2 separate regions of the Homo sapiens genome follow, and region 1 is linked to region 2. Evidence: chromatin loops called from intact Hi-C (ENCODE). Cell type or tissue: heart left ventricle. All regions are shown on one strand. Each heading gives the region's core, and the rest is flanking DNA. Links, peaks and the distances in the headings are about the cores only.

Region 1 (16,350 bases), core at 2,920-10,919, 46 kb after region 2:
ATTTAGCCACAGAAGAAACAGATGCGGAAACCGGGGCACAGCAGGCGAAGTGAAACTTCCCATGTTCCAGCAAAGCCCAGTCCATAACGTGAGGCTTTGTGAGGTTTGTGTGTGCGACCTTCACCCCTTCACCTGGACCCTCTCTTTGTCCTCCTTTCGCACCCAGTGATGTGTGGCCTGGATCACTTCCCTGCCCTCAAGTCTTGCCCTGGCCTGACGTTCAGCGGACCCTCCGTGCATTAAGGATGGAGGATGGTTCCTTGTGCTTCCTCTACCAGGTGCACTTGTATCTGCTCGGAATTCTGGAAGAGCAAAGACCCACTGGCCCCACTAATCCATCTATTGATCCTGCCCCGGTCAGCAGGCTGGGTCTAGCCTCCACACTGCCGCTGCTCAGGGTCTGTGGAGGAAGTCGCTGCAGCCATTCAGCCAGGTGGGTCTTTCACAGGGGTGAGGGCAGCACAGAGCTCAGAACCTGGGGCTCTGGTTGCAGGAGGACTGCAAGTGATGAGCCCACAGAGCATGGGGACGGGGAAAGGGGAAGCCGGAAAGCCGCACATTGTGAGCAAGGGGTCACAGGGGAGATGGGGAGCCATGGGAGGATGCCTGTCCAGTTGTCACTGCCCACACCTACCGTGCAGTGGAGGAAGACCCCCGACGCTCTGGGCCTGCCTTGGGGGCACCCGGTAGTCCCCAGGCAAGGACTGACCTGTCTCCGCTGGGAGGACGCGCTGCACAGGGCAGATGGAAGTGCCTGCGAGGGCCAGCCTGAGCTGTGAGGTGGTGGGGTCCAGTTGTTATAGGCACAGGACGCCACAGCAAGGGAAGGGAGGGCAGAGGCCAGGAAAGGAAGCCGCTCAGGGGTCGGATGGCCTCGTTCCTGCCCACCACAGCAATTACTCCTGAAACTGGTACCACCCTGCTCTAATGTCCCCTGGCCAGGGTGGGGACAACCTGACTCATTGTAGCCTGAAGTCCCCGGGTCCCCAGAGCCCCCGTTGCTGATACACAGCAGGATGATTCACCCCCCTGTGGAGCTCCTGGAGCCTCCCCTCATGACAGCCAGCTTCTGAGGCCCATGCTACCGGTATGTCACCACACGTGGGGGCACGTACACCCCATATGAGTTTGCCTGGGTTGACACGACAAACTAGCAAAGACCGGGGGCTCAAACAACAGACTTCTATCGTCTCTCAGTCACGGAGCCTGGAAGTCTGAGATCAGGGTGTCTGCAGGGTGGGCTTCTCCTGAGGCCTCTCTCCTTGGCTTGCAGATGGCCGCCTTCTCCCTGTGACCTCGCGTGGTCATCCCTCTGTGCATGTCAGGGTGGTCATCTCCTTTTTTTTTTTTTTTTTTTTTTTTTTGAGATGGAGTGTCGCTCTGTTGACAGGCTGGAGTGCAGTGGCGTGATCTCGGCTCACTGCAAGCTCCGCCTCCCAGGTTCATGCCATTCTCCTGCCTCAGCCTCCTGAGTAGCTGGGACTACAGGCGCCTGCCACCATGCCCGGCTAATTTTTTGTATTTTTAGTAGAGACGGGGTTTCACTGTTTTAGCCAGGATGGTCTCGATCTCCTGACCTCGTGATCTGCCCTCCTCGGCCTCCCAAAGTGCTGGGATTACAGGCGTGAGCCACCGTGCCCGGCAGTCATCTCCTCTTTTTATGAGTACAACAGTCATACCAGATTAGGGCTAACCAATGAGTTCATTTTAACTAAAAGCTCCTAGATACGATAAATGAATTCAGTAAACTTTCAGGATACAAAATCAATGTACATAAATCAGTAGCACTGCTATACGCCAACAACAGCCAAGCTGAGAATCAAATCAAGAACTCAATTCCTTTTACAACAGCTGCAAAATAAATAAATAAACAAATACATACATACATACATACATACATACATACTTAGGAATATACTTAACCAAGGAAGTGAAAGATCTCTACAAGGAAAACTACAAAACACTGATGAAAGAAATCATAGATGACACAAAGAAATAGAAATACATCCCATGGTCATGGATGGGTAGAATCAATATTGTGAAAATGACTATAATGCCAAAAGCAATCTACAGATTTAATGCAATTCCCATCAAAATACCATCATAATTCCTCACAGAAGTAGAAAAAACAATCCTAAAATTTATATAGAACCAAAAAAGAGCCTGCATAGCTGAAGCAATACTAAGCAGAAAGAACAAATCTGGAGGCATCACATTACCTGACTTCAAACTATATCACAAGGCTGTAGTTACCAAAACAGCATGGTACTGGTATAAAAATAGGCATATAGACCAATGGAACAGAATAGAGAACCCAGAAATAAAGCCAAATATTTACAGCCAACTGATCTTCAACAATGCATACAAAAACATAAAGTGAGGAAAGGACACCCTGTTCAACAAATGGTGCTGGGACAATTGGCAAGCCACATGTAGAATGAAACTGGATCCTCATATCTCACCTTATACAAAAATCAAGTCAAGATGGATCAAAGCCTTAAATCTAAGAACCGAAACCATAAAGATTCTAGAAGATGACATCAGAAAAACTCTTGTAGACATTGGCTTAGGCAAAGAATTTATGACTAAAAACACAAAAGCAAATGCAACAAGGACAAAATAAATAAATGAGATATAATGGAGCTAAAAAGCTTCTGCACAGCTGCTAATAATAATAATAATAATAATAATCAGCAGAGTAAACAGACAACCCGCAAAGTGGGAGAAAATCTCTACAGTCTATACATCCAACAAAGGACTAATATCCAGAATCTGCAAGGAAATCAAACAAATCAGAAAAAAAAAAAAACCTAATAATCCCATCAAGAAGTGGGCTAAGGACATGAATAGAAAATTTGCAAAAGAAGATATACAAACAACCAACAAACATATGAAAAAATGCTGAACAACACTAATTATCAGGAAAATGCAAATCAAAACCGTAATGAGATACCACCTTACTCCTGCAAAAATGACCATAATTAAAAAATAAAAAAATAATAGATGTTGGCATTGATGTGGTGAAAAGGGAGCATTTCTACACTGCTGGTAGGAATGTAAACTAGTACAACCACTACGGAAAACAGTATGGAGATTCCTTAAAGAACTAAAAGTAGAACTACAATTTGATCCAGCAATCCTGCTACTGGGTACCTACCCAGAGGAAAAGAAGCCATTATATGAAAAAGACACTTGCACACGCATGTTTATAGCAGTACAATTCAGAATTGCAAAAATATGGAACCAACCTAAATGCCCATCAACCAATGAGTGGATAAAGAAAATGTGGTATATAAACATGGAATACCATTCAGCCATAAGACAGAATGAAATAATGGCCTTTGCAGCAACTTAAATGGAGCTGGAGGCCATGAATAATGAATAAGTTAAGTAACTCAGAAAAAGAAAACCAAATATCATATGTTCTCACTTATAAGGGGGAGCTAAGCTATGAGGATGCGAAGGCATAAGAATAATACGATGGACTTTGGGGACGTGTGGGGAGAGGTGGGTGAGGAAAAAAAGACTACATACTGGGTACGGTGCACACTGTTTGGGTGATGGGTTCACCAAAATCTCAGAAATCACCACTAAAGAACTTATCCATGCAACCAAAAACCACCTGTTCCCCAAAAATGACTGAAATAAAAAAAGAATATACTGGATTGTGAAACCATAAATGGATTCAAATTTATATGAAATTTAGTATATGATAGAAAGCAATATTTTACAATAGTGGGGCAATAATAAATTAATTAAAAAGTAGTGTTAGGTCAACAGGCTTATCATTTGGAGTAAAAGTTAGATACATTACATGATATCTTACATCAAAATAAGTTCCAGATTCATTACTTAAGCATAAAGATGAATAAGGCTGTTAAAATATGGTGCTAGAAAAAAAAACAGGTGACTCTTTAAGCAAATATAAAACAGGGCAAGTATAACACTGTAGCTAGAAACTATAAAAGAAGACATTTCAAGGTTTAACTAACAAAATTTTAAAAATTAAGTTTAGAATTAATCACCACACAGAAAGTTACTAAGGCGCAGTGACACATGCCTGTTGTCCTAGCTACTTGGGAGGCTGAGGTGGGAGGATTGCTTCAGCCCAGAGTTCAAGTCCAGCTTGGGCAACATAACAAGACCCTGCATCTAAAAAACAAAACAAACGAAAAAAAGAAAGTTACTAAAGAAATGATCAACTAGAAAATAAAAATGTTTGTATCACAAAGTTAATACCCTAAAGTATATACATAATTCTTACAAACTAAGAAGAAAGGAGATGAATATCCCCTCAAAATAATGAGCAATAACAACTGCCAACTTTTCCTATTTGAGAATGGAAGCTGCCTTAATGAATTAATTTGTATTCCCTTCAGAACAAACTTTTGAAGTAGTTACTGTGTTTTCTACACTTTGGAGGTAAGGAATCAGAAGCTTAGGGAATGTAACCAAACTCCCACATTCACTCGGCTGGACTTGCAGATTCAGGCCATAGCCCTAGACATGCTAGGTGCTAATCCCTAGGCTGCAGGCCTCTCTTGAAAAGACAAGGCATCTAAATTGCTAAGAAATATAACTTGGCAGATTAAGAATGTATGTTGCAGTCTGGCGTGGTGGCTCACGCCTGTAATTCCAGCACTTTGGGAGGCCAAGGCGGGTGGATCACGAGGTCAGGAGATAAAGACCATCCTGGCTAACATGGTGAAACCCCGTCTGTATTAAAAATACAAAAAATTAGCCGGGCATGGTGGTGGGCGCCTGTAGTCCCAGCTACTCAGGAGGCTGAGGCAGGAGAATGGCGTGAACCTGGGAGGTGGAGCTTGTAGTGAGCAGAGATCACGCCACTGTACTCCACCTGGGCGATAGAGCGAGACTCCAAATATAAATTTAGCACACATTAAAAATAACAGTAAGATTTTTCAAGCCCCCCTGAGGCTGAGAAACATGAACAATGAGTAACACCCAGCATTAGTGACACTGTGGGATGTTAAAGAAAATATTATGCAATATTTAAATAATACCTTGTTAAAGCATGGCAAGGTAGGCTTTATTCAGGACCATTGTGATACGTACAGGGACAACAGCAATGGGACTGTGCAGTGGGGAAGAGAGATCAGCATCAACTATGAATATACCACAGACAAGTCGGAATTTACAACCAGGAGCCAGACTAGGGTCAGTGGATGGGAAATGACTAAGAAGAAGCATCAGGGTTTAGGGGGTCCCTGGCTAATCCAACCTAACAGTGTTCTTGCTGAAGACAGGTCAGCATAACCAACATCACCTGGGGGATGGTGGTGGGTGAAGAATCTGATCAGACATGAAGGACAGGGAGTTCTTGCCAAACTGACTTAGCTTTGTTCTTGCTAAATCTGGATTTTGCAAGGAAGTGCACAGATGGGTCAAGGGGAAGGTTCAGAAGCCTGACTAAAGTTTGGCCAAGCATATAATCTTTGTCAAGGGACAGACAGTCTCACTTGTTGGTAGCCATGTGAAGCTGATCACATCTCTGGGTGGAGGGGAGGGTGCCAGGGGAGGGGAGGAGGCACTGATCTGGCCATGGCACTCGGGATACGAATGTGGATGCCTTTGTATCCTCAGTGCCATACTTTGTATCCTGAGTTGGTTTGGGCCTTTTGACCAAACCAACGGGGAAACTAATCTTAGAGCAGCATATGGTGACGGGGGTACAGAGACAGGCTTCGAGCAAAGGCCTGGATGTAGTTCCCAGCGTTGCCCTCACTAGAAGTGTAGGCTTGGGCCAAGGAAGCTGGAGGTTCTTCATCTTCCAAAGTGGATAGTAACTGTATCTGCTCTTAAAGTTGTTGTAAGGACCAGTAGGCTGTAGAAGAGCCTAAGCTGTTTGTGTCTTCTGTGATTGTTTGCTTTTTAAAAACAATGATCTGACAGCTGTTATTGGAATATATATTTATATATGTATGTAGTTCTTTATGAGCATATATGTATGTGTATATGTATGTATATGCATGTGTGTACATATGTGTGTGCATGCTCATGTGCATCTATGTGTATCTATATGCATGTGCGTATAAGTGCATGCATGTGCATGTATATGTGCACATGTGTATGTGTGTATTATGTGTATATATGAATCCATAGACGTATGTATATATGCACATATATACATGTTTGTGTGTATCTATGCATGCATGGACATGCACATGTGTGTATGTGTACGTATCTGTGTGTGTGTGTGTGTGTGTGTGTGTGTGTGTGTGTGTGTATGGAGGGGCAGGGCCACTGGCAAAAGACTTGGCTTTAGAAGTAGAGAGGCTCTGACAGGGAGGTTTCTTCCTAGCGGCAGGGCAAAGGGAGCAGAGATGCTTGGAAGGGAAAGAAGGAACCCGATTTTCTCTGGAGAGGGCCCCAAAGCCTGTGCAAGGCTCGTTCTTGAGCTGCTGACCTCAGCAGCAGAGATGGGGCAAAGTTAGAGAGGCCAAATGCAACCAAGGGTCAGCCTGCAAGCAGAGAAAAGTGCTCAGTTAAAAAATTACTCGAGCCACCCTTTGGACTGACTGAAGGCCTTGCTCTTCCTCCTGCCCCACAGGCTATCAACTGGTGTATGGCTTAATTATTGACGTTTAAAAGTGAGTTAACTGCTTTCTTACAGATGAATCGCAATTAATAAATGTGGAACGAATGAGAGACGAAGACGATGAGCACCAGAGGACTGCAGGGAGCACGGCTGAGGCAACATCACCAGAGGATAGTAAAATTAGCAGACAGAGATCTAAGCACAAACAGTGTCTCTGTGTAGCCTTAAAGCATCTCTTTGAATATTTAATGGTTACAAAGGAAAAACAGTGAGTTGATGGGGGAGAACCCTGGCAGGCACCACCCTAACCAAGAGATCAAAGTTGGCATGACCAGGCACAAGGCACACTAACAGCCCACACCCACTGATCTGGCCCACCGAAAATGCACATCACTTCTGTGGCATTGCCACGGAATTTCCAAAAAGGCATTACCTCAGTCCAATGCAGAGAAGGCGTCAGGCAGACCTAGGCGGAGAGACTGTCCAAGAGCGACAGACCCATCCTCTTAAAAAGCCGGCCCTGACACAGAAAGGAGACAGAGAAAGGTGACAGCCAAATGCACGTGGGAGCTGGGAACAGAGGAGGGCACTGGGAGGGGCCTGCCTGCCGTCCAGCTCTCGAGACCACGGCGAGGTGAGTCTCAGCTCTCATAATCGCACTCTGATTCATGGAATGCCGGCATGAGAAGAGGCTGGGGGTGGGGAGGCTGCTTTCGCAATTCTTCTATAAGTCTAAAATTATCTCAGAATGGGACACTTTCGAAAGTGAGTTCATGAATAGAAACAGGCAGTGGCAGTGTATGTGTCACCCTCTAAGCATATTCCATGGCCCTTGCTAGGATCCGACTTGTGCTGATTTAGGAACAAATACTGCAGGTGAGATGGCACCACCATGAGCACTTTCTGCAGGGTCTTCTGGACAGGCATGGAAGGGGCTACCTGAGCCCTGGGGTGAGAGGCATTTAGAGTCCGACGTTGACACATCTCAAACCAGACCTCTCTCAGACAGCCCAGGCCCTGTGGCCACCAGGTGTGTGCTTACACAGGCCAGAAATGCTTCACCCCTACAGACATGTCTGGGTTCTCCACAGCTCCTCCCAGACCCCGAGGAGGCTCCTGGAATGTAACCTGGCCAAAACGGAGCTCCAGATACCACCCACCCACAAGCCAGCTTCTCCTCTGTCTTCCCTAGGTCAGAAAATGGTCCCAAACCAATAACTCATCATCTTTTCTTTTTGAGACAGGGCCTCACTCTGTCATCCACTGCTAGAGTGCAGTGGCACAATCATGGCTCATTGTACCCTCAACATACCCAGCTCAAGCGATTCTCCCACTTCAGCCTCCCAAGTAGCTGAGACTACAAGTGTGCACCACCACACCTGGCTAATTTTTTTTTTTTTTTTTTTTTAGAGATGCAGTCTTGCTATGTTGCCCAGGCTGGTCTTGAACTCCTGGGCTTAAGCGATCCTCTCACCTCAGCCTCCGAAAGTGCTGGGACTAGAGGCATGAGCCACCGCCCCTGGCCTAAACATCATCTTTGATTCTCTGTTTCTTTCATGCTCTCCTGTTTGCTCTGCCTCCAAAATCTATCCTTAGTCCATCACTTTTTCCCCCTCTGCCCCTTCGTCTCTTCTCCACCAGGCAGACAACTGAGCCTTTTAAACCTCCATCAGATTTGTCCTCTCCTGGCTTGGACCCCTGCAATGACTTCTTACCTGGGTCCAGCCTCCTCTGCCCCTCCTGCCACCTGCAGACCTTCGAAAGGTCCTCTTTGTCTCCTTCTGGGAGCTGCACCCCTGCCCTGTCTTCCTGCTAAGCACTGGCTGCTTCCCTCCCCTCGTCCAGACTCAACCCCATGGACACCTCCCCCACTGCTGCTCGCTCGCTCTCCCTTCTCATCTCATCCTCCTTCCTCTGCAGTGCTTATTCCTGCCTGGAATGCTCTTCACTGATCCTCGTGTTTATCAACCCCACTCTTCTAATGCCCATCCGTGAGAGCAGGGCCTTCTCTTTCCCTGTTTTGTATCTCAAATCTAGAACAGCATCTTGCACACAGTAGATGTTCAATAGACACTCCTTAAGTTAATTACTTAGTGAATTAGCCACTTTCCCTTCTTTAACTGTAGCCCTCCCGTGGGGAGCAGCAGGAGCTGGGCAGGCGAGATGGCCCAGGGGTTTTCTGGAGGGAAAGATAGCAATAGAAACTGTTGGCCCTGTGGCTGAGTCTGTGGGGAATGGAGAGTCACTTGGGGTGACATAGGGTCACCTGGAGCCTGCTAATTCCTCAGAAGTGGTGGAACTCTTCCCACCTGTTAATGAATGGCCCGGTGTGGGAACTGGGACCCCAGCCCTGTGCTTCCCTGGAGCCAGTCTGTACCTGGCCTCAGGTAATCATGCCACAGGGAATCTGCTCCACATCCTGGGAAGTGGAGAAAGAAGAAATCAACCAAACAGCAGGGTGCAAAGGAGGGGGCTTGCCTTGGGGACTGGAATGAATGCTCCTCTGTGGTTTTACTGTTTCAGCCACTTCCGTGGACACTTAGGGTGTGGAGGGAATGAATTAGGCGAGCCGTGATGGCAGCAGGCCACAGAAATTAAAGGGATGGCATTTGTTGAGTGGGTACTCGGGGACTTCTGGGCTGAAGTAAGAGGAGGCTAAGCCCGGCAAGGAGCAGGGATCACAACAGTTCCAGGGCACCTGGCTGGCTGGCCCAGCCATGAGATTTGAAACCTCGTCTCCTGGTGCTGCCAGATCCATGGAGCCTGAGTTCTAGGTCTCTGTTCATCCCTAACATTCCTGGGTGACCAGCTGATCAGCAAGCCACAGGCAGGTGGCAGAGTCCTGGTCACAGATGCAACCGGCCCAGGGACATCTGTGAGCCTGGAGAAAGCACACATCAATGGCAAAGGCCGGGACGCAGCCACCTGGGAGAGTGGCAGCCCCGGCCTCCTTCCCTCCTCCAGGGAGCATTGCTGCTGTGGTTTAGGAACACTCGTTTGCAGTTTACTTATTGACCAGCCAAAGTCTTGACAGTTTTAAAGAACACTCTTTAATTTATCTCAATGTCCAATTTCAGCCCTCCCAGTTCTGGCGAACCTTCCTCTGTCCCGACCTTGGTTATTCATTCCATGTGGGCTCCTCTTTCTTCTTAGCCTCTCCACCTACATTGTTCTGGATGCTTCTCAAGCTTTTCTCCTGCTCAGCTGGACCTCTTTTGTGCGGTGTCAGTCTGATGTTTCGCAGCTTCCAGGCATTATTTTCAGGGGTCTTTTGCAAGTCTTCTATTTTTGCCCTCATTAAAAAATATCGTGGGCTGCTCTGGTCTTAAGGTTGCTGTGCCCTCTTTCATTTCCTTGTAAGTAGGTTTCTGCCATCCTCTGAAATTTCAAGTGGGAAGCCACCTGGAGGCTAGGTGAACAGGGCAAGGGCATTGCCCCTTCCTGTGGGAGCCCCTCCCTAGGTCACACGTGACTTTTCCTCCACTTGCTCAGAAGTCTTTCCATTTAACTGCCTTTCCTCTTCAGCGGCTGCTGAGGGTTCCTGGTTGTGGGAGAATGTTTCAGACATGGCCCTCTGTCACCTTCTCTGAAGGCAGTGGCCTGTAACAAGATGAAAGTGGATAAAGATAAAAAAGATTCAAAAAAATGGTAAAAGTACAGAATGAGACCTTTTGACAAGGCTTATATGAAAATTTTGAAGTAACTCCGTCAAATGGCTACATTAAATGTAAAAGTGGTATATAATTTAAAATGGCCAAATAATATGTAAAGTGACCCAGTTCTGTTTTCTTCCAGATTCAGAAGGGAATTGGGCCATTCCTTCTCCAAAGCAGAACGTACTGCAGCTGTGAGAGTTCTAGGAGAAAATTCAGGTGGATGCTTCTGTAATCTTGGAATGGAGGCTAAGCCTGGCAACAATGCTAGAAAACAGTGCTGAAGTTTGACAGATTTAGCCACATACAATGGCAAATGACAAACTGTAAAAGGAATTCTTGTGAGACAGAGGAAGGAAGGAAGGAAGGAAGGAAGGAAGGAAGGAAGGAAGGTAGGAAGGAAGAAAGGAAGGAAGGAAGGGGCACCCTAATAGGGCAAACAGTAGTATAGGTCAGAAATAACTTTGAAAGAACCACAGGGTGCTGGTGGGCCAATCAGGGACAGACAGACCCCCTCTTCCAGGGGCTGGGCTGGGCTGGGGTGGGGTCCACAGGTGCAGCCCTGGAGCTGGGCTTGCCTGTCTGCATCCAAGCATCCCTGTGCTTTCCCTGTGAGCTGGCAGTCCCCACTATGAGATTCTAGCCTGGGAATGTGCTATAGGGAAGCTTACAGCAGCAGATCATAGAAAAGCAAAATAGAAATGTGAAAGGAAAATAAAAACTTGGGACCCCTACTCCCTCCGCCAAAAGAAAAAAAAAATGCTGAAAGTGGAGTCATGCAAGAAGCTGCCTTTCCCTTTGTTCCTAAGCAGATAGAGACAGATAAAAGGTTAAAGATCTCCACTCTGCATTCACCTTATCTTGTGTGAAGAGTCGAGTTACTGAGCATGGGACGAACACATAACTGACCATTCCCCTACATGCTCCTTTTCTTTTGCAACATTTGGATTCAGTAATGTGACCATACCCTCCCTCTGTCCCCTCCAGCTGGCTTTTTCCTTTAAATACTGAAGCCCTCGAAATCATCTTTGGAGAAAGGCACAGACCTGTCTCCCAAGACGTGTCCTTAATCTTGGCAAAGTAAACTTCTAAGTTGATCGAGGCTTGTCTCAGATATTTTCAGGTTTACAGAAAGAAATTCAATTTCAGTCACAAACGGAATGATAAAATAAGTTGTTACGCATCCATAGAAAGAAGATATTAACATGGTAAGCCCTGTATTTATTAACCTATGCTTACGATAAATAAAAACAGGCTGTATGGTCAAAGGTGGAATACAGCTATAAGGAGAGAAGAAGTGAGAAATGTATCGTCTTTTAAATTCGTTTCCTTTATTACTAGTGAAGTTGAGGATATGCTCCCATTTAGGGGCCGGTTACTTTGTCTTCTGTGAATTGCCTGTTAAATCCTTACCCATTTCCTACTCTTTTCTTATTGATTGGAAAGACATGTTTATGCAACACAGATATTAACCATTGGCACATTACTTCTATTGTAAACTATTTTCTCCCTGCCTGGAATTTGTCCTTTAATTTGTTTAAGGAGGCATTCATTTAGTTCTTGCAATATTCAAATCTGTCAGTCATTTCCTTTACGGTTTCCAGGTTTTGTTTGCTGCTTAGTAAAAGCCTTCTTCACCATAGGATTTTAAAAATATTCTTCCATATTTGGCTTTAAAACTTTTATAGATTTTTTAAATGTTTAGCTCTTTAATACACCTGGAGTTTATTCTTGCAAATGGTAAGAAGATTCTAACATTGGTTTCAAAATGGATAGTGAGTTTTCCCCAAAGCCTCTGTTGACCTTCCATCTTTCCAGCTTGGCTTTGAAAGGTCTCCTGTATCAAATACTAAATTTCCCCATAAACATGAATCTGTTTCTGGATTTTCTGTGTGAATTACTGAAGTCTTTTTGGAGGTTTTCGAAATCATCTTCAGGATTCCTATATATTTTCTCTTTCAGATGAACTTTCAAATCAGCTTCTCAAGTGTCAACATCCTGTTGCGATTTTCATTGATATTGAACTGAATTTATAGATTTTGTAAGCAGAAAAAAATTATTTTAATTTTTTGAGAAAAAAAGTTTTAAATGGTTTGTTTTCAGACTGTGTCAAGATATCCCTACCTCCGAAGTTGTCAGGTTTGCGGACCTTGGGGTGAAGCGTGGGGCTGCTGGAGGCGTCCAGCCCTGACTGTGTGTCCAGGACAATGAGCCCCGAAGTGAGCGGGCCGCGTCCTGTTGGCGCAGCCAACTTCACGCCCTCTGTCCAGGGAGGACTAAGGGACAAGCTGCAGCAGGCGCAGAGGACGCTGTTGGTGTCCGGGAGGCCGCTGGTACAGGGCGTTGGGCGTGGCTCCTTTCCAAGTGCCTTGCACTTTCCAGGCTGGGCTGCAGAAGCAGGCTCGGGGGCGACTCGCGTGGGGACTGAAGCAGCCAGCCTTGGCACCTGCCCACAGCAAATAACTGCCTTGACTTGATCTGGTTTTTTTGAAGAAAGGTTTATTCATACCCATTATGTGCGCATGTGTAAATTCAAACCCACGGCTTGCCGGAGCCTGGGCTTTCTCGAACATCAGTTGCTCCCATGCTACCATTTTGCAGTTTGCCCGTCTCCAGTAGATGATTTCTGAATATTTTAATCAACTCATTATTAACCATTCACACGTCTACCTTAGCCTCATTTTAAGCAATTGCACCTGTGGGTTTCACAGGCCTGCTGTATTTTTAGTACATATTAAATAAAGCATGTCTGTTGGGGCGTGCTGTGCTTGCCCACCTGCCATGTCGAGTCATTGTAGCCGCACGCTGGCAGAGAGGACGGAGCCTGAGTCCGGGTGCCGAAGGCGTTGGTCTTGCCCGGGCTTTGGCCCCAGCCGCTGCCAAAGACCTAGAGGAAAGAATTTCAGCGTTAGGGCTTCATCCGCCTATCGTGGAATCAGGACTTCGACTCAGCGCTCCAATTGCTGGGGCGGTGAAAGGCGTATCCCCGCGGCGCGGCGCCTGAGGGAGCCTCTGGAGCAGATTCCCATGCACAGACCCTCGCGGTGATGGGGACGGAGGGGGAAACCCAGGCTCCCGAGCAAGCTGGGGCTGGCTTGGGGCCAAGGAGTGTCCTTATTCTGTAGCTCCCAGAGCTCACAGGAGGGGGCTGGGGAGGAAGCGGACAGCCGGGAGTAGGGGCAGAAGAAAGCGCCCACATCAACTGGCTGGCACGAACCACATGTTCCCTAGAACGGGAATCCCTGCCGGGTGAGGGAGGCCGGAGCTGAGCCGCAGCCCCAGGAAGGGCGGGGCCTCTTCAAAGCATTCCCTCCGCAACGCTCTGGTAGCCCTGGGACTCCAGCCTCGCCTGCCAGCCCCAGCTCAAAAGGCCTCTGTCTCCCTCGGGCCTGGGGGTGGGAGCAGCCTCAAGATAATGGAGTGCGTGAGCTGGGGCCTCATTCAGACCTCTCCCCACCGTAAGGAGAGAACAGAGGGCCCGGACAGGGAGCGGGGGACTGGGCAGAATCACACAGCCAGCCAGGGGCTCCAGCTACAGTCCCCTGAACCAGCCCAGGCCATCCCTGACTCCCAGGGGACACTGGTAGCTGTTTTGGCTCTATTGGGGCCGGGGGGGTGGGGGGAGGCTAATGCTATGGAAAACATGCCGTAGGCATAGTGCAAAATGGACCAGAAGGAAAATTTTTAAAGTGGGACAAATACAGTACAGAATGCTGAGCTAATATGCTTAAACATCTTAAAGCAATACATAATTTTTAAAAGAAATGTCAGGCCAGGGGTGATGGCCTGTAATCCCAGCACTTTGGGAGGGAGAGGCAGGAGCATCCCTTGAGCCTAGGAGTTTGAGACCAGCCTGGGCAACATAGGGAGACCTCGACTCTTAAAAAAATAAAATAAATGTCAAGTACTAAAATTAACTCAAGATATAAAAAAAACACTGGAAAAGAAATCTCACTTAGGTGCAAGTCTCAGAATCATAGCAAAGCAAATGTAAACCAAAAATTAAATTCTAAGGCTCCCCCCAACCATCTGAATGGAACCCTCCTCTTGGCCAAAGGTATTCCAAAGTTAACCTGAAAAACTTGTTTAGGCCATGATGGGAAGAGGGGTGGTGGGACATGCCTCTTTATACCTGCCTCTCTTTTGGAATTCAGGAAAAGGTGACCAATGTTAACATCAACATAGACCTTAGTGTCTGATGAGAAATATTTACCAATTCTCTCTGAAGGCTGCTACTTGGAGGCTTCATCTGTGTCATAAAACCTAGGTCTCCACAACCTCTTATAGTAACCCAGACATTCCTTTCTATTGGAAATAACTCTTTCAAGCAATTAGCAGTCAGAAAATTCTTAAACTACCTATGACTGGGTGTGGTGGCTCACACCTGCAATCCCAACACTTTGGGAGGCTGAGGCGGGCAAATCACAAGGTCAGGAGTTCAAGACTAGCCTGGCCAACGTGGTGAAACCCCATCTCTACTAAAAATACAAAAAATTAGCTGGGCATGATGTGGGGGCGCCTGTAATCCCAGCTACTTGGGAGGCTGGGGCAGGAGAATTGCTTGAACCCAGTAGGTGGAGGTTGCAGTGAGCCAACATCATGCCACTGCACTCCACTCCGGGTGACAGTGCGAGATTCTGTCAAAAACAAAACAAAACAAAACAAAACAAAACAAAACAAAAAAACCTACCTGTGACCTGGAAGCCTCCACCTCCCCCTTTAAGTTTACTTATCATCAAGACCTCCTGAGGCTGTGTCACAGGTGTGTGTTCTTAACCTTGGCAAAATAAACTTTTTCTAAATTGATTGAGTCCTAACTCAGATATTTTTGAGTTCATATAGAATATGAAGAATCCACCAGGACAATAAAACAAAACAAGGCTTGTCCAGGGATTGTAGACATGGATCATTCTTGCAAGATCCATTACTGCTGGTCATTAGATTATTAGGCAAAGCAAGAGATTAGCGCCTCAAAAGGTTCTGAATAAGTATTTCATAATGTAATACCATATTTAGTATAAAAAGCTTTTGCTGGTTAGGAATAAAATATCCTTAATGAAACAAAAGGAATTTTACCAGAACCCAACAGGCATCACTATACTTTCAGGGAAAGACTTGAGTGGTATTAAATGCCTTTGAAAATCCAGTGGGGAACCTGGATGTTATACACACAAAAATAAATTTGTGGACATGCATTGAAAATTTTGTACAGATTTTCAAGGGGCTCATGGGGCTGCTTGAAGCCTTTTGGTGGCCCTCTTAGACATGTCTGGACCCTGGCTTCAGGTCTCTGAATTACAGGGGGTAAGCCAGAGTCACATGCAAGAGTGACGTACTCAGTTCTGTATTCAAATCCCAGCTCTGCACCCAGATGCGTAACTGTGGGCAACTTACTTAACCTAAACTTTGTACCTTTGCTTCCTCATCTGAAACTGTGGCTCACAATGGAACCCACTTCACAGTCATAAGGAGGATTTAATATTAATGTATGCAAAGCTCCTAGCATATAATAAGAGCTCAATAATGTGTAGCAATGGACTATTATTCAAAGGAAACACATCCTTTTGGGAATAAAATAAAGATTCCTGCCTCATCTGTCACTATTTCATATTGTATTTGAGATCCTAGACAATGAAATGAGTCTAGAAAATTATTTAAGCTGTAAATATTAATAATATAGATAAGAACCATTTTTACAAGTATAATTTTAACTCCTCAAATTTAAGAAAATAATATAAAAACTATTAGAATCAAGAAATGTTCAGTAAATTAAACAGATTTTCCATATAATAGAAATAATCATAAGATATAAAGGGGTATATTCTATCTCTCATAGCAACAAAAACTTAGAAATAAACTGAAACATAAATGTGATTCTAGTCAGGGCAGTAAGTGAAGAAAAATAAATAAGAAGCATCCAGATTGGAAAGGAAGAAGTAATGCTATCTTTATTCACAGATCACATAACTTGTATGTAGGAAATTCTAAGAAATCCACTAAAAAACTATTAGAACTAATAAAAGAGTTCAGCAAGTTTGCAGGATACAAGATAAATGAATATACAGTAATGTGCCACACAAAAACATTTGGTTAACAATGGATCGCATATACGATGAGGGTCCCATAAGATTATAGTGG
Region 2 (16,350 bases), core at 1,006-9,005:
TCCAGGCCCTCGATGCAGCTTGGGCTCTTGACTGTCACATGAGTGCCTGCTCCCAGGCCAGCAGGGCCAAGAAAGCGAAATGTCGGGAGCCACCTGAACTCCCAGATACACTTTGCAGGGTCAATCTTTATTTGGGCCTGCCTTAGAGGGCCCAGCTTCCAGCACAGCTGGTTTCAGGAGTGGGTGGACTCAAGTCTGAGGACCTCTCTCCCTGTGCTGCTTCCTCCTCCCAGGCCTCCGTTTCCCCTCCGGATGGGCGGTCCTGTACAGGCCTTCACAGATGCCCCTGTGGAGTTCTGGTCCAGTGGGGTAGATGAGGCCAGGGTGGTGAGAGGCAGCCAGCATCAGGGCCTGAGCGACTGAGTGCACCTGTGGCCTCAGAGACCCCTGCACACTGGGTGGGCTGTGGGAGGGAAGCCCTGGTCCCTGGTAGCATTGGGGTCCTTTCCTGTTGGGAGCTTTTACCAGCTGCTCTGGCAGTTCCCAACAGAGAATGCCCACTGTGCCAGCATGAGCCTTTACTGTAGTTCTTTCCATCTTGGAGGGGTGGCAGGGGCAGCTTGGCACAGTGGCTCACGCCTTTAATCCCAGCACTTTGGGAAGCTGAAGTAGCCTGATCGCTTGAGCCCAGGAGTTTGACACCAGCCTGGGCAACATAGGGAGGCCTGGTCTCTAAAAAAAAATACAAAAACTATCTGGGTGTGGTGGGCACACCTGTAATCCTAGCTACTCTGGAGGCTAAGGAGGATTGATTGAGCCCGGGAGGCTGCAGTGAGCTGTGATGGCGCCACTGCACTCCAGCCTGTCTCAAAAAAAGAAAAAAAAATGGTATTTTGAGAACTGGTATAGCCTTACCGACGTAGATGGGGGACCCTCCCCTAATCCTGTAGAGGCTGCAGGTCTGCGCAGCCACCCTTTGGGTGAGTGCCAGGTGCACGCCTTGCATCCCGGCAACTTCGTGGGGTCGGGGCAGGCAGGGGCAGGCAGGGCCAGGCCTCGCTGACCGCGCCATGTCCCGCAGGTTCTCGCGCTCTGACGAGCTGTCGCGGCACAGGCGCTCGCACTCAGGTGTGAAGCCGTACCAGTGTCCTGTGTGCGAGAAGAAGTTCGCGCGGAGCGACCACCTCTCCAAGCACATCAAGGTGCACCGCTTCCCGCGGAGCAGCCGCTCCGTGCGCTCCGTGAACTGAAAGCGCCCTGAACCCCAGCCTGTCCGTCACCCCGGATCCCCACCCCATCCCCATTTTTTTAAGCAATAATTTATTTGCCTCCTCCAGAGGGACATGGCAATGTTACCAGCCCACCTTCTGAAGCCTGGGAGGTGTGAACCCAGGGCCCGCCAACCGCTGCCTTTCTCGGGAGTACTTAGAGCCTCGAACCCGCGTCCCTGGGGGCTGGGCCCCAGGCGCACGGGGCTGGAGGCAGGCCTTCGTGCCTTCGTGCCTTCGTGCCTTCCCGCGGTGGCCAGGCCTCTGCTGCAGCCGCTGGTTGCAGGCAGAGTTTTGGGGACCTGGCCCTTCTCCCACTGGGCTCCCCCATCCTGGGCCAAGGCCAGAACTTTAGTGCTAGGGGAAGATGAAATGTGCAGTTTTGAAATGTTGGGTTTCCAGAGAGAGTCATGCTGGAGGAGAAGGAAGTAGGCCAGAAGTCCAGGGCTGCACTGTGGTGTGAGGGTGGCTTTGTCTAAGATGCCTGCTCAGCATGATCACCAGAGGGTGTGGGCAGGTCCCTGGAGCCGGGGGGGGGGGGGGGGGGGGGGGGGGGCAGGACCGGGCCGCTGGGCCCTCATGTGGGAGAGAGGTGAAAAGCGTCCCCCACTAGGGGGCTGGCAGTGCATGTGCTTGAGTTAAATGTGCAGGGCAGACAGAGCCAGAAGGGCCTGTACCCAGGGGCTCGTCCCCTCCTCCGGTTTCCCAGACAAATCCAGACACCAGCCTTTAGGGTGGCCTTGGGAGGAGAGGGCCAGGCTGTCCTGGGTGTGAGAGAACTAGATAGAGCCTCCCAACCCTGATTTAGAAATGCATTCCTTATTTTGTCTAGAAATTAATAAATGAACTAGCTTGTTTTGACAGGTTTATTTCACATCCTATGAATGTATGTAAATAAACTGTACATAGGTCCATCCACATAAAATATCTTTTAATAACATATCAACATTTGTGTAAATTTGAAATTTAAAAAAATCTATGAAGCTGGTGTACATATGTTACAATTACGTATATTTTCTTTGGTCCTTCATAAAAATATATTTACTTTGCCAATAAAAAGAAAAAGAACTCACAGCTTTTGGCATTCATGTGCTGTTTTCCTGCTTTGCCGGGATGTGGAGGTGACTCTGGGGCCGAGTCTATGTCTCCACCTTCGCAGAGTTCAGGGAACTCTGTTTTGTATTTGGAGGGATAGAAAGGCCCCTTGGGGTCCAGCCCCGGTCCAGCAGGGTAGGGTTCCCATACAGCTCAGCTCCAGGCCAGCTGCTGAGATTCTGCTCATCCCGGCTCCCTGACCTGGAGCTCCGTAAACCCAAATCCAGCCCACATTCCGACAGCACCTGTGGGAAGCTGCCTCAGGCCTGGCCAGTCCTGCGAGGCTCACCTACTCTGCTATCGGAGACCCTTTCTTGCACTTCCTACCCCCATCCAGTCCACCAAACCTATTACACATGCCCTATATGTTTGCTGTGCCTTGGCAGAGTATTTACCCCCTTAGGAACGTGGCTGTGCCATTTCCTACTGGCGTGGGTAATTGTGAAAGTGTTAGGAATCCTGAGCAGGCAGAGGTGAGACTCGGAGAGGCCAGTATATGCAGTTACGTCCTGTCCTCCATCGTCCCTAACTCCCCAACATGCCTGGGGTCTTCGCTGTGTGGTTGCACAGTTGAGGTTGGACCCATCCACACGTCCTGTGCTGGCTGGAGCCTGGGGGAAGTGGGGGCCCAAGCACAAGGAGGGGCTATGAGCCCCACAGGGAATGGCAAGGAAATGGAGGCTGACCAGGGCCTGCTTCAGTGGCTCAGCTGGTATGAAGCACACACACACAGAGAGGGCTGCCCTGGTTCACCCAGTCATGTGCAGTGGGAAGCAAGAACCTTCTAGAAGGATCCTTTGCTTTATAAGAACTGGATGCAAGTCGGGTCAAGTGTTTCTCGGTGAAAACCTTGGAGATCTGGAGGCTGGGGGTAGGGCACCCATGGGCTCCCAGCAGAGAGATGTCTGAATGTGGGGGTCTGTGTGAGGTCGTGCATCTCAGAGGGCAGAGGCCGTTGTTCTCACCAGCCGCCCAGCACACAGCACAGCTGATAGGAGGATGGACATCCTATCCTGACTGGCCATGGTCCCGAGGAGGAGGCTGGGCCTAGTGACCTCTGTCCTTTGCCCCTGACCGGATGTACCCTCTGTGGGCAAACACACTCTAGGGAAGCAAGGCATTGATTTCCAGCCTTGTTAACATGGGCTTTCTTCATCCATAAACAAGCAGTTCAGCCCTAGATAAGAGGTACGTCAGAGGGACAGGGAGGATTGTTGTCTGGTCAGGATGATGACATGGGACGTGGAATAACCTCGGGAGCATATGCACCTTCTGTGCCAAGGACCGGCCGGACACGCTGCTCACCTCCCCTGGGTGTGTGTCCCAACATCCTGCTGTTGTCTTGTGGCAGGGAGTGTGTGTAAGGGGTGGTCTTAGTGGTCTCCTCAGTCTGGGCTTCCAGGCTTGCACCTGAATTGTGTGTACGTGCACACATATGGTGCACCTCCCCGGGATGAGTGTGCCTCCTGGAGGTCTTGGCTGAGTCGTGGAGAGTACAGCACAGTGCAGGGAACAGGGATAATGGGGCCGCACTGCCTGTTGATCCTGGGCTCCAGCTCTTTATGTGTGTCCTAGACCTCTCTAGATTTCAGCTCCTTCGCCCTGCAGAGCAGTGTGAAAGGCCCCGGGCAACAGCGTGGTGGCACGTGGTAAGTGACTCTGGATGCAGAGCCCAGGATGCAGAGCCCAGCTGTGTGGCACCCCCAGGTTCCTGCTGCAGCCCCAATGTCAGCATTGCCTTGGCCCTGGTGGGGGTTGAGAGTCTGTTACAGTGCCTGGCCTGGCTCCTGCCTCAGAGACCCCCATGCCACCACCTTTCTGACCGTCTGTGATTTCTGTGGCTGGAAGGGGAGTGCTGTGTTGACCTGCAAGCTGAAAAAGCAGGTGGAGATGGGCCCTGGACTCACCACGGTGAGGAATAGAGGTGGAAGCTGGAAGGCTGCAGAGCAGGAACTCCAGCCATAATGGTGCCACCCACCCGCCTGCCCCTAAGGCACACAGAGAGGAAGGAAGTACCATCTACTGATCACTGTACTAGGTAGAGTATGAGTTAGGCTACTATAACAAAGAAATCCCCAAACTTTGTGGCTTAAACAACATAGCAGTTTATTTTCCTCTGCTTAGATGGTCTCAGAGGGAGCAGCCTGGGCTGGCACAGCAGACTGAGTACAGGGCACCCAGCCTCCTTCGCTCTTGTTGCTCCTCCAATGCCCCTTGGCTCCACAGGACTGGGCCAGCTGGGAGAAGCAGGCAAGGGGCCATGTTTCTGCCCTGCCCTCCTGGGATTTGCACACTCACTTCCACTCCCATTCTGTTGGCCGGAACTCAGTAACTCAGCCTCATCCACTGCCAGGGAGGCTGGAAAATGCAGTCGTCATCTGGGCAGCATGAGCACAGCTGGAATGTGGGGCACATGTTGCAGGAGAAGGCAAGGAGGTAGGAGCAGAGGGCAGCCAGGAGTTTCCATTGTAAGCACATTGTTTTGTCCCAGCTGTGCCCACAGTGGGTCCCCCTTCCCACGAGCTGGCAGCATGGCTAAGTCTGGTGGTGCCAGGTGAGTTCAGCTCCCCATGGCCTCGTCCACATTCTCAGAAAGGGCATCACTGATAAGTGTGGGATCAGCAGCCAGACTTCTGGGGCAGCAGATTATTAAGAAGGGAAACTCTGTGGGAACAGAGGAGCCAAAAGGCCCTACGTAGGAGCCAAGATGCCTTGGTTGGGAAACCAAGGCTGCAAATGACAATCTTGACTCCTGCAGACAGCAAACCCTTGCAATGCCATCACTGTCTGTTCGTGAATAGGGTCCAGAGTCTATGTGGGGCCGTGAGAGCCGGGAGGTGGAGAGGGGACATAGGCAGAAAGCCTCAGGACCAGGGCTTCCAGGAAAATTGTCATTTTCCTTGTGTTTTATTGGTTCAGGCTATCCAAGGCCTGGCAGGGGAACCTGTGAGGAATGAACATGTCAACCTGCACAGTGAAGGCATGAGGAGGCGATCTGAACCCACAAGAGAGGGCTGAGAGTGGGGGCCATGTCTGAGTAGGTCCCACTTCATTTGGTGATGAACAGAGATGAAAATGGGGCTTGTTCAAAAGATGCAGAATGAGGCAAAGAGAGCAGCATTCAAACACTCCTGGAAAGTGCACATCTCGATGTGCCCTGGGGGGCCGGGAGGGCACGAGAAACGCCCTGCTGTTTTCAATAAGGAAGAAATAGAGAGCCCAGGCTGTAGTGGGAGGGCACCAGGACCAGGTAAAAAGAGAGCTGGAAGGGATAGCGGGGGATTGCAAGAAAACAAAAGATGCAGGGCAGAGTTAAAATCCACATGGGAGAACGTCAGGAGTGGGCATGAGGACAGGGAACTCCCAGCACTGCTGCAGAAGACAAATGATGACAGCTCGGGCTCTGGCTCGGCTCCCATTCTGTGAGGTCCTGCTCTGTGCCCCAAACAGCCGGGCCCGTCAGGAAGGGACACCAAGGACCCCAAAGGAGCCCCTCCTGGAGGTCTGGACCTGGAGATGAGTGACCAGTCCCCCACTGTCAGCCTCCCTTGGCCCTGCTGCTCCACCCTGCTCTCCAAGCCATCCTGGCGCACGGACATATCCACACCCAGCACTGATAGAGATCGCAGCCGGTCCCCAGGCTGTTCTCAGAACCCAGCCGGGACGTTCCCTGCTGTTTCCATCCTCTGGGTTCTGTGAATTTGGCCTCAACCCTGAGCTGAGCTGACACTGAAAGACAGCAAGAGCAGTGTCTGTAGCAGGCGGCTCCATCACGAGAGTGAGGCGCAAGGCTACGACAGAGCCAGCTGAGGGAGGCCAGGGAAGGGAGTGCGCAGCAGGTGCTGGGAGCTGGAAATACCTGATGAGAAGAGTGAAAATACATTTCTGCAGAAATACGTCTAAATCATTGCAAATGTGTTTAAAACCTAAGTGCAAATGTCAAATATTGATAGAGAAAGAGAAGAAATTTGCGATGTGAAAGTAATAAGACATTACTAGTCTGGCTGTAAATCCCCCATGATATGAACAGACAGGGAAATTGTGTGAAGGATTGAAGTGTGGCTCTCAGGGTCTCCTCCTTCCCACAGAAGTCTTTGCATTACGCATGAAATGAAGAAAAGACATTGATGTCATTTCTGTAGGGTTAATTGGTGAGTTGTTGAACAGCTATCCCCAGAGGGCTCTGTTTAAATGCACGAACGTCACCTTGACAGAGGAAAGAAGGACACCTGTCTGTTTCCACAGCAAAGTGGCAGTGCTCTTCTCTCCCTGAATCCCTGGACAAGGCGTGGACGGTCATGCTGACGTGGCACTGCTGGGAGGACAGCTGGACCACTGCCCATCAGAGGACACCCTGGTGCCACACAGGAGTCCTGGTTCCCACCTTGGGCTGGTTGGCAAAGCCCCTCCCTGTCCTCTCCCAGCCTTCCCAAGCTGGTGGCCTTACTACAAATCTGGGCTCACAGCTGGGATTCCATCCACATCCTGGCAGAGGATGCCCTGCACAAAGCTACCAAGGTGCAGTGGGTTCAGTCTTCCGGATGCCCGAGTCTCTTTGCCAATCTCTCACGCTGGCAAAATGCTTTCCAGATGGTCATGAGGAGCCACAGCGGCTGGAGTGCACTACACTGGGCATCCTATTTAAACTGTACACCAACACCGCCTTCTCTACAAGGCACCCAGGGACTTGCTTTTTGCACCTTCTCCCGCCTTGAAAGCACCTTCATCTTCCTCCTGGAACTTCAAATTCCCCATCTGTTTAAACAAACAGAAGAATTTAGAGCCAGACTCCCCATAAGGGATGATAATAATAGTACCTTCCTCATAGGGTCATTGTGTGGACTAAATGAGTTAAAATATGCAACACACTTAGAATAGCATCTGGCAGAGAGCAACAGCTGTAGTTGTTGGTGGCAATTGTATTATTATCCATTGTTACTTGAGTATATCCTTAATATCCACCCTTCACCCCAGGAAACTTAATAAGACATTTCTTCTCAACGAATACAGCACTCTTCCCACTAGACTTTTTTTTTAATTATACTTTAAGTTTTAGGGTACATGTGCACATTGTGCAGGTTAGTTACATATGTATACATGTGCCATGCTGGTGCGCTGCACCCACTAACTCATCATCTAGCATTAGGTATATCTCCCAATGCTATCCCTCCCCCCTCCCCCCACCCCACAACAGTCCCCAGAGTGTGATATTCCCCTTCCTGTGTCCATGTGATCTCATTGTTCAATTCCCACCTATGAGTGAGAATATGCGGTGTTTGGTTTTTTGTTCTTGCGATAGTTTACTGAGAATGATGATTTCCAATTTCATCCATGTCCCTGCAAAGGACACGAACTCATCATTTTTTATGGCTGCATAGTATTCCATGGTGTATATGTGCCACATTTTCTTAATCCAGTCTATCATTGTTGGACATTTGGGTTGGTTCCAAGTCTTTGCTATTGTGAATAGTGCCACAATAAACATACGTGTGCATGTGTCTTTATAGCAGCATGATTTATACTCATTTGGGTATATACCCAGTAATGGGATGGCTGGGTCAAATGGTATTTCTAGTTCTAGATCCCTGAGGAATCGCCACACTGACTTCCACAATGGTTGAACTAGTTTACAGTCCCACCAACAGTGTAAAAGTGTTCCTATTTCTCCACATCCTCTCCAGCACCTGTTGTTTCTTGACTTTTTAATGATTGCCATTCTAACTGGTGTGAGATGGTATCTCATAGTGGTTTTGATTTGCATTTCTCTGATGGCCAGTGATGATGAGCATTTTTTCATGTGTTTTTTGGCTGCATAAATGTCTTCTTTTGAGAAGTGTCTGTTCATGTCCTTCGCCCACTTTTTGATGGGGTTGTTTGTTTTTTTCTTGTAAATTTGTTTGAGTTCATTGTAGATTCTGGATATTAGCCCTTTGTCAGATGAGTAGGTTGCGAAAATTTTCTCCCATTTTGTAGGTTGCCTGTTCACTCTGATGGTAGTTTCTTTTGCTGTGCAGAAGCTCTTTAGTTTAATTAGATCCCATTTGTCAATTTTGGCTTTTGTTGCCATTGCTTTTTGTGTTTTGGACATGAAGTCCTTGCCCATGCCTATGTTCTGAATGGTAATGCCTAGGTTTTCTTCTAGGGTTTTTATGGTTTTAGGTCTAACGTTTAAATCTTTAATCCATCTTGAATTGATTTTTGTATAAGGTGTAAGGAAGGGATCCAGTTTCAGCTTTCTACATATGGCTAGCCAGTTTTCCCAGCACCATTTATTAAATAGGGAATCCTTTCCCCATTGCTTGTTTTTCTCAGGTTTGTCAAAGATCAGATAGTTGTAGATATGCAGTGTTATTTCTGAGGGCTCTGTTCTGTTCCATTGATCTATATCTCTGTTTTGGTACCAGTACCATGCTGTTTTGGTTACTGTAGCCTTGTAGTATAGTTTGAAGTCAGGTAGTGTGATGCCTCCAGCTTTGTTCTTTTGGCTTAGGATTGACTTGGCGATGCGGGCTCTTTTTTGGTTCCATATGAACTTTAAAGTAGTTTTTTCCAATTCTGTGAAGAAAGTCATTGGTAGCTTGATGGGGATGGCATTGAATCTGTAAATTACCTTGGGCAGTATGGCCATTTTCACGATATTGATTCTTCCTGCCCATGAGCATGGAATGTTCTTTCATTTGTTTGTATCCTCTTTTATTTCCTTGAGCAGTGGTTTGTAGTTCTCCTTGAAGAGGTCCTTCACATCCCTTGTAAGTTGGATTCCTAGGTATTTTATTCTCTTTGAAGCAATTGTGAATGGGAGTTCACTCATGATTTGGCTCTCTGTTTGTCTGTTGTTGGTGTATAAGAATGCTTGTGATTTTTGTACATTGATTTTGTATCCTGAGACTTTGCTGAAGTTGCTTATCAGCTTAAGGAGATTTTGGGCTGAGACGATGGGGTTTTCTAGATATACAATCATGTCATCTGCAAACAGGGACAATTTGACTTCCTCTTTTCCTAATTGAATACCCTTTATTTCCTTCTCCTGCCTCATTGCCCTGGCCAGAACTTCCAACACTATGTTGAATAGGAGTGGTGAGAGAGGGCATCCCTGTCTTGTGCCAGTTTTCAATGGGAATGCTTCCAGTTTTTGCCCATTCAGTATGATATTGGCTGTGGGTTTGTCATAGATAGCTCTTATTATTTTGAAATACATCCCATCAATACCTAATTTATTGAGAGTTTTTAGCATGAAGGGTTGTTGAATTTTGTCAAAGGCTTTTTCTGCATCTATTGAGATAATCATGTGGTTTTTGTCTTTGGCTCTGTTTATATGCTGGATTACATTTATTGATTTGCATATGTTGAACCAGCCTTGCATCCCAGGGATGAAGCCCACTTGATCATGGTGGATAAGCTTTTTGATGTGCTGCTGGATTCGTTTTGCCAGTATTTTATTGAGGATTTTTGCATCAATGTTCATCAAGGATATTGGTCTAAAATTCTCTTTTTTGGTTGTGTCTCTGCCCGGCTTTGGTATCAGAATGATGCTGGCCTCATAAAATGAGTTAGGGAGGATTCCCTCTTTTTCTATTGATTGGAATAGTTTCAGAAGGAATGGTACCAGTTCCTCCTTGTACCTCTGGTATAATTCAGCTGTGAATCCATCTGGTCCTGGACTCTTTTTGGTTGGTAAACTATTGATTATTGCCACAATTTCAGCTCCTGTTATTGGTCTATTCAGAGATTCAACTTCTTCCTGGTTTAGTCTTGGGAGAGTGTATGTGTCGAGGAATGTATCCATTTCTTCTAGATTTTCTAGTTTATTTGCGTAGAGGTGTTTGTAGTATTCTCTGATGGTAGTTTGTATTTCTGTGGGATCGGTGGTGATATCCCCTTTATCATTTTTTATTGTGTCTATTTGATTCTTCTCTCTTTTTTTCTTTATTAGTCTTGCTAGTGGTCTATCAATTTTGTTGATCCTTTCAAAAAACCAGCTCCTGGATTCATTGATTTTTTGAAGGGTTTTTTGTGTCTCTATTTCCTTCAGTTCTGCTCTGATTTTAGTTATTTCTTGCCTTCTGCTAGCTTTTGAATGTGTTTGCTCTTGCTTTTCTAGTTCTTTTAATTGTGATGTTAGGGTGTCAATTTTGGATGTTTCCTGCTTTCTCTTGTGGGCATTTAGTGCTATAAATTTCCCTCTACACACTGCTTTGAATGCATCCCAGAGATTCTGGTATGTTGTGTCTTTGTTCTCGTTGGTTTCAAAGAACATCTTTATTTCTGCCTTCATTTCGTTATGTACCCAGTAGTCATTCAGGAGCAGGTTGTTCAGTTTCCATGTAGTTGAGCGGCTTTGAGTGAGATTCTTAATCCTGAGTTCTAGTTTGATCGCACTGTGGTCTGAGAGATAGTTTGTTATAATTTCTGTTCTTTTACATTTGCTGAGGAGAGCTTTGCTTCCAACTATGTGGTCAATTTTGGAATAGGTGTGGTGTGGTGCTGAAAAAAATGTATATTGTGTTGATTTGGGGTGGAGAGTTCTGTAGATGTCTATTAGGTCCACTTGGTGCAGAGCTGAGTTCAATTCCTGGGTATCCCTGTTGACTTTCTGTCTCGTTGATCTGTCCAATGTTGACAGTGGGGTGTTAAAGTCTCCCATTATTAATGTGTGGGAGTCTAAGTCTCTTTGTAGGTCACTCAGGACTTGCTTTATGAATCTGGGTGCTCCTGTATTGGGTGCATATATATTTAGGATAGTTAGCTCTTCTTGTTGAATTGATCCCTTTACCATTATGTAATGGCCTTCTTTGTCTCTTTTGATCTTTGTTGGTTTAAAGTCTGTTTTATCAGAGACTAGGATTGCAACCCCTGCCGTTTTTTGTTTTCCATTTGCTTGGTAGATCTTCCTCCATCCTTTTATTTTGAGCCTATGTGTGTCTCTGCACGTGAGATGGGTTTCCTTAATACAGCACACTGATGGGTCTTGACTCTTTATCCAGTTTGCCAGTCTGTGTCTTTTAATTGGAGAATTTAGTCCATTTACATTTAAAGTTAATATTGTTATGTGTGAATTTGATCCTGTCATTATGATGTTAGCTGGTTATTTTGCTCGTTAGTTGATGCAGTTTCTTCCTAGTCTCGATGGTCTTTACATTTTGGCATGATTTTGCAGCGGCTGGTACTGGTTGTTCCTTTCCATGTTTAGTGCTTCCTTCAGGAGCTCTTTTAGGGCAGGCCTAGTGGTGACAAAATCTCTCAGCATTTGCTTGTCTGTGAAGTATTTTATTTCTCCTTCACTTATGAAGCTTAGTTTGGCTGGATATGAAATTCTGGGTTGAAAATTCTTTTCTTTAAGAATGTTGAATATTGGCCCCCACTCTCTTCTGGCTTGTAGGGTTTCTGCCGAGAGATCTGCTGTTAGTCTGATGGGCTTCCCTTTGAGGGTAACCCGACCTTTCTCTCTGGCTGCCCTTAACATTTTTTCCTTCATTTCAACTTTGGTGAATCTGACAATTATGTGTCTTGGAGTTGCTCTTCTTGAGGAGTATCTTTGTGGCGTTCTCTGTATTTCCTGAATCTGAACGTTGGCCTGCCTTGCTAGATTGGGGAAGTTCTCTTGGATAATATCCTGCAGAGTGTTTTCCAACTTGGTTCCATTCTCCCCATCACTTTCAGGTACACCAATCAGATGTAGATTTGGTCTTTTCACATAGTCCCATATTTCTTGGAGGCTTTGCTCATTTCTTTTTATTCTTTTTTCTCTAAACTTCCCTTCTTGCTTCATTTCATTCATTTCATCTTCCATTGCTGATACCCTTTCTTCCAGTTGATCGCATCGGCTCCTGAGGCTTCTGCATTCTTCACGTAGTTCTCGAGCCTTGGTTTTCAGCTCCATCAGCTCCTTTAAGCACTTCTCTGTATTGGTTATTCTAGTTATACATTCTTCTAAATTTTTTTCAAAGTTTTCAACTTCTTTGCCTTTGGTTTGAATGTCCTCCTGTAGCTCAGAGTAATTTGATCGTCTGAAGCCTTCTTCTCTCAGCTCGTCAAAGTCATTCTCCATCCAGCTTTGTTCCGTTGCTGGTGAGGAACTGCGTTCCTTTGGAGGAGGAGAGGCACTCTACGTTTTAGAGTTTCCAGTTTTTCTGTTCTGTTTTTTCCCCATCTTTGTGGTTTTATCTACTTTTGGTCTTTGATGATGGTGATGTACAGATGGGTTTTCGGTGTGGATGTCCTTTCTGTTTGTTAGTTTTCCTTCTAACAGACAGGACCCTCAGCTGCAGGTCTGTTGGAATACCCTGCAGTGTGAGGTGTCAGTGTGCCCCTGCTGGGGGGTGCCTCCCAGTTAGGCTGCTCGGGGGTCAGGGGTCCGGGACCCACTTGAGAAGGCAGTCTGCTGGTTCTCAGATCTCCAGCTGAGTGCTGGGAGAACCACTGCTCTCTTCAAAGCTGTCAGACAGGGACACTTAAGTCTGCAGAGGTTACTGCTGTCTTTTTGTTTGTCTGTGCCCTGCCCCCAGCGGTGGCGCCTACAGAGACAGGCAGGCCTCCTTGAGCTGTGGTGGGCTCCACCCAGTTCGAGCTTCCTGGCTGCTTTGTTTACCTAAGCAAGCCTGGGCAATGGCGGGCGCCCCTCCCCCAGCCTCGCTGGCGCCTTGCAGTTTGATCTCAGACTGCTGTGCTAGCAGTCAGTGAGATTCCGTGGGCGTAGGACCCTCCGAGCCAGGTGTGGGATATAATCTCATGGTTCACCCGATTTTCCAGGTGCATCCGTCACCCCTTTCTTTGACTCGGAAAGGGAACTCCCTGACCCCTTGCGCTTCCCAAGTGAGGCAATGCCTCGCCCTGCTTCGGCTTGCACACAGTGCATGCACCCACTGGCCTGCGCCCACTGTCTGGCACTCCCTAGTGAGATAAACCCGGTACCTCAGATGGAAATGCAGAAATCACCCGTCTTCTGCGTCGCTCACGCTGGGAGCTGTAGACCGGAGCTGTTCCTATTCGGCCATCTTGGCTCCTCCCCCCCACTAGACATTTTATTAAATCAAATGCTTTCTAGCATCTGTGCCTTAACATATTACTTGCAAGTAGGTTTTTGGAGGGTGAACACATTCCCTTACAAAAGGGTTGCAGGGCTCAGTTGAAGTTGCATCTTCTCAGGGTTCATTCACAGGTCATTAAATACTCAACCGTGGGAAGAACTGAAAGCTGATGTGTTCAAGACACTTCTAATTGCATATCAAGCAATAAACCAGATAAACCCAATCTGAAATTGTAGTGGTTTTACAAGGCTGTGCACATTTCCTGGGTTTGGTTTGTATTCCCAGAGAGGAAGCTAATCACTGGAGTGCTCTGTTCAATACCAGATGCCTGCGACTTATACCTAGGTCTCTGTCCTCTTATGCCATCACTCCTAAGACCTCCACAGAAGGGCAGGCCCTGCATCCAGAAGAGGGGCTCATGATGGGGGCTGGTGACTCTCTAGTTTGTGACCAGGGAGTTGAGTGTGAGGGGCATCTTATGTGCCTGATGTTTTCCTTCCCCACTACCCTGCCTCTGTGCTGCCCTCAGACTCCTGAGGATAGGGGCAGATTGCATCCTCAAGCCCCATTCATGTCAGTTCACTTCCAGCTTCTGCTGCCTGGGTACCCATGAGGCTCCCCCATCCTCTGCTGCCCTTATGAGAGGGATTCTGGACAAATTTGTCATATCCAGAGAGATGTTCTCATTCTTTCAGAGACACTGGAGACATAGACATTCTCAGGCTTCTGGAGACACTGGTTATTCACATGACAAAAGAGAAAAGATAGAGCTTTTCCTAACATCGTCACATCATGCACAGAAAATTCACTCCAGGTAGGTTAAAGAAGCAACCATAAACACACAATGCTAAAAGTACAAGAAATAATGAGACACAGGGAAGAGCACTGTATTCATCAAGAAGAAATGTCTTGTTAAGTCTCTCAAGGCAAAGGGTGAATAGGACACACTTATATTCACAAATAGCAGCATGCACCCAGAAGACCCACAAAAACAAACACAACTTATTATTTGCAAAGTCCTTGCCAATGTAATATGACAAGAAAAAAAAAAGACTGAAAGGATAGGAAAGGAAGGGACAAGATGACTTTTATCGCATATGATGTAATTATCTGTCCGGAAGGGCCGAAAATGATCAATTGAAAATCTGCCAGAATTAATAAAACTGTTCAATCAATGGCCAGACACAAGATAAACCCACAGAAATACATGGACTGATTGCATGTCAATGTTTCAGTCAGCAATTACTGTGTAATTGACAGCCCACCTCAAAGCTCAGTGCTCTGAAACAGTCCTGATTTAGTACTAGAGCTATGATCCTGTGGGTTGGCTGGGAGTCTGCTGACCTGAGTTAATCTTGCTCCTGTGTCTGTGGGGAACGAGGGATTCTGCTGTGACTCAGGCTGGGCTGGCTGGGGCTCTGCTCCATGTTGCTCACATTTCGCCTTGGGCCAGCAGGCCAGCTGGGGTATAGCCCATGGCTGCAAGATAGCAAGGCCCACCTTGCAAGCTCATTTCAGACCTCGGCTTGCATCCTGTCTGCTCTGACCCACTGGGCAGAACAAGTCATACGGCCAAGCCCAGTGAGAACATACAGCAGAGGGTGTGGATGAATGAGGGGCCATCACTGAGGGCACTAACACAATCAAAATCAACTAAAAACTGCAACAGTAAGTAGAGTTCATAACTTTTATGACAGGAAGAAAAATCACAAGCAACATGGCAGGAAATTGGTAAAAAAAAAAAAAAAGTGTAATAATATGCTGAAACTTTAATGGAAAACATAAAGAAGACCTAACTGGAATTGCTTACCTTTTTTTTTTTTTTTTCTGTATGGGGAGACTCAGTATTGTAAAGATCCCAATTTCTGTCATATTGATCTATAATTCATTGCAATTCCAGTACAAATCCAAAGAGGATTTTAAAAAATGGGACTTGATTCCAAAATTTATCTGGAGGAGAAAATGTATAAGATGCAACCCAATATGACACGACAATGGTGGTAGAGGTGGGGAGATTGCCTGACAAATTACTGAAACATCCTATAGAGGTTTAAATTGTTTGGTTTTGTTTTATTATTTAATTTATTTTATTAATTCTATTTGAGACAGGTTCTTGCTCTGCTGCCCAGGCTGGAGTGCAGAGATGGGATCATAGCTCACTGCAGCTTCAAACTCCCAGGCTCAAGCGATTTGCCACACCTCAGCTTCCTGAGTAGCTGGGACTCCAGGCACACACCACCACACCCAGCTGAGGTTAAACATTTTTTTAATGTGGTGTTATAACAGATAAAGGCAAAGAAGACATGAGGCAACATACAGATTCTAGAAAATAACTCAAGTACATATGGCTATTTAATATAAGTTATCAATACAAGGTTACTTATATGATAAGAGAGGAAAGATGGAGGTTCTTCTCACACCATACACAGAAAATCCACTCCAAGTGGGTAAAAGAGCCAACCACAAACACACAATTATAAAGGTACAAGAAATAGCAAGATGCAGGTGCCATTATGGAAAAGATAGACATGCTTGACACTACCATTTAAACTCCTGTTTAAGAACAGACACCCTATGAGTGAAGTTAGAAGATAAATATGAGACATGGATAGAAATATATGAGTCAACAATCCGAATATATCTGGAATGCACAAAACTGTTCTACAAATTAGTGAGTAAAACATAAAAATCCCAATAGAAAAATGGGCAATAGATATAAACTAGCAACTTACAGTAAAAGACATGCAAATGGCAAGTAGGCACATGAGAAGATATCTAACTTTGTAAATATGCAGAAAAATGAAATAAAAAAACAATATATCCTGTGGAGGTTGACTACATTGCAAAAATGTAAAAGATTATATCCAAGCATGGGGGAAAGAGTTACTCTCATTACTGTTGATTGTAGTACAATTTTTTTTTGGAGGATAATTTGGCAAACTTCATCAAAACTTAATCATTCTTTTGGCCATAATAAAAAAATCAAAAAACAGTAGATGTTGGCTTGGATGTGGTGAACA

The links. Hi-C counts contacts between places; a loop is a spot of excess contacts. Peaks named below come from ENCODE experiments on the same cell type or tissue, not always from the same donor. Only the 100,000 strongest peaks of a DNase experiment are listed, where the experiment ranks them.
Region 1: a loop joins it to region 2, with 2.1 times the contacts of the local background. A loop is called at or near these places in 32 of 110 quality-filtered maps.

The regions. Positions count from the first base shown.
Region 1 is chr3:126,284,762-126,301,111 of GRCh38, reverse strand. LOC107986124 (a long non-coding RNA gene) reads right to left here. Exons shown (of 3, transcript XR_001740882.2): 3 at 9,587-13,099. It also overlaps a transcript of KLF15 not described here. Among named protein-coding and RNA genes, the nearest start is that of KLF15, 64 kb to the left of the region's middle. RefSeq lists enhancers at 8,838-9,338, 12,026-12,570, 12,571-13,116. In heart left ventricle, for the core only: no CTCF peak of the experiment used is centred there; a DNase peak (open chromatin) is centred at 7,201; H3K27ac peaks cover 1,055 bases.
Region 2 is chr3:126,328,567-126,344,916 of GRCh38, reverse strand. It overlaps KLF15 (KLF transcription factor 15), which reads left to right. Exons shown (of 3, transcript NM_014079.4): 3 at 1,022-2,282. The coding sequence ends at 1,190. Among named protein-coding and RNA genes, the nearest start is that of KLF15, 21 kb to the left of the region's middle. RefSeq lists enhancers at 570-1,253, 2,786-3,547, 12,442-13,045, 13,046-13,650. In heart left ventricle, for the core only: no CTCF peak of the experiment used is centred there; a DNase peak (open chromatin) is centred at 5,916; H3K27ac peaks cover 761 bases.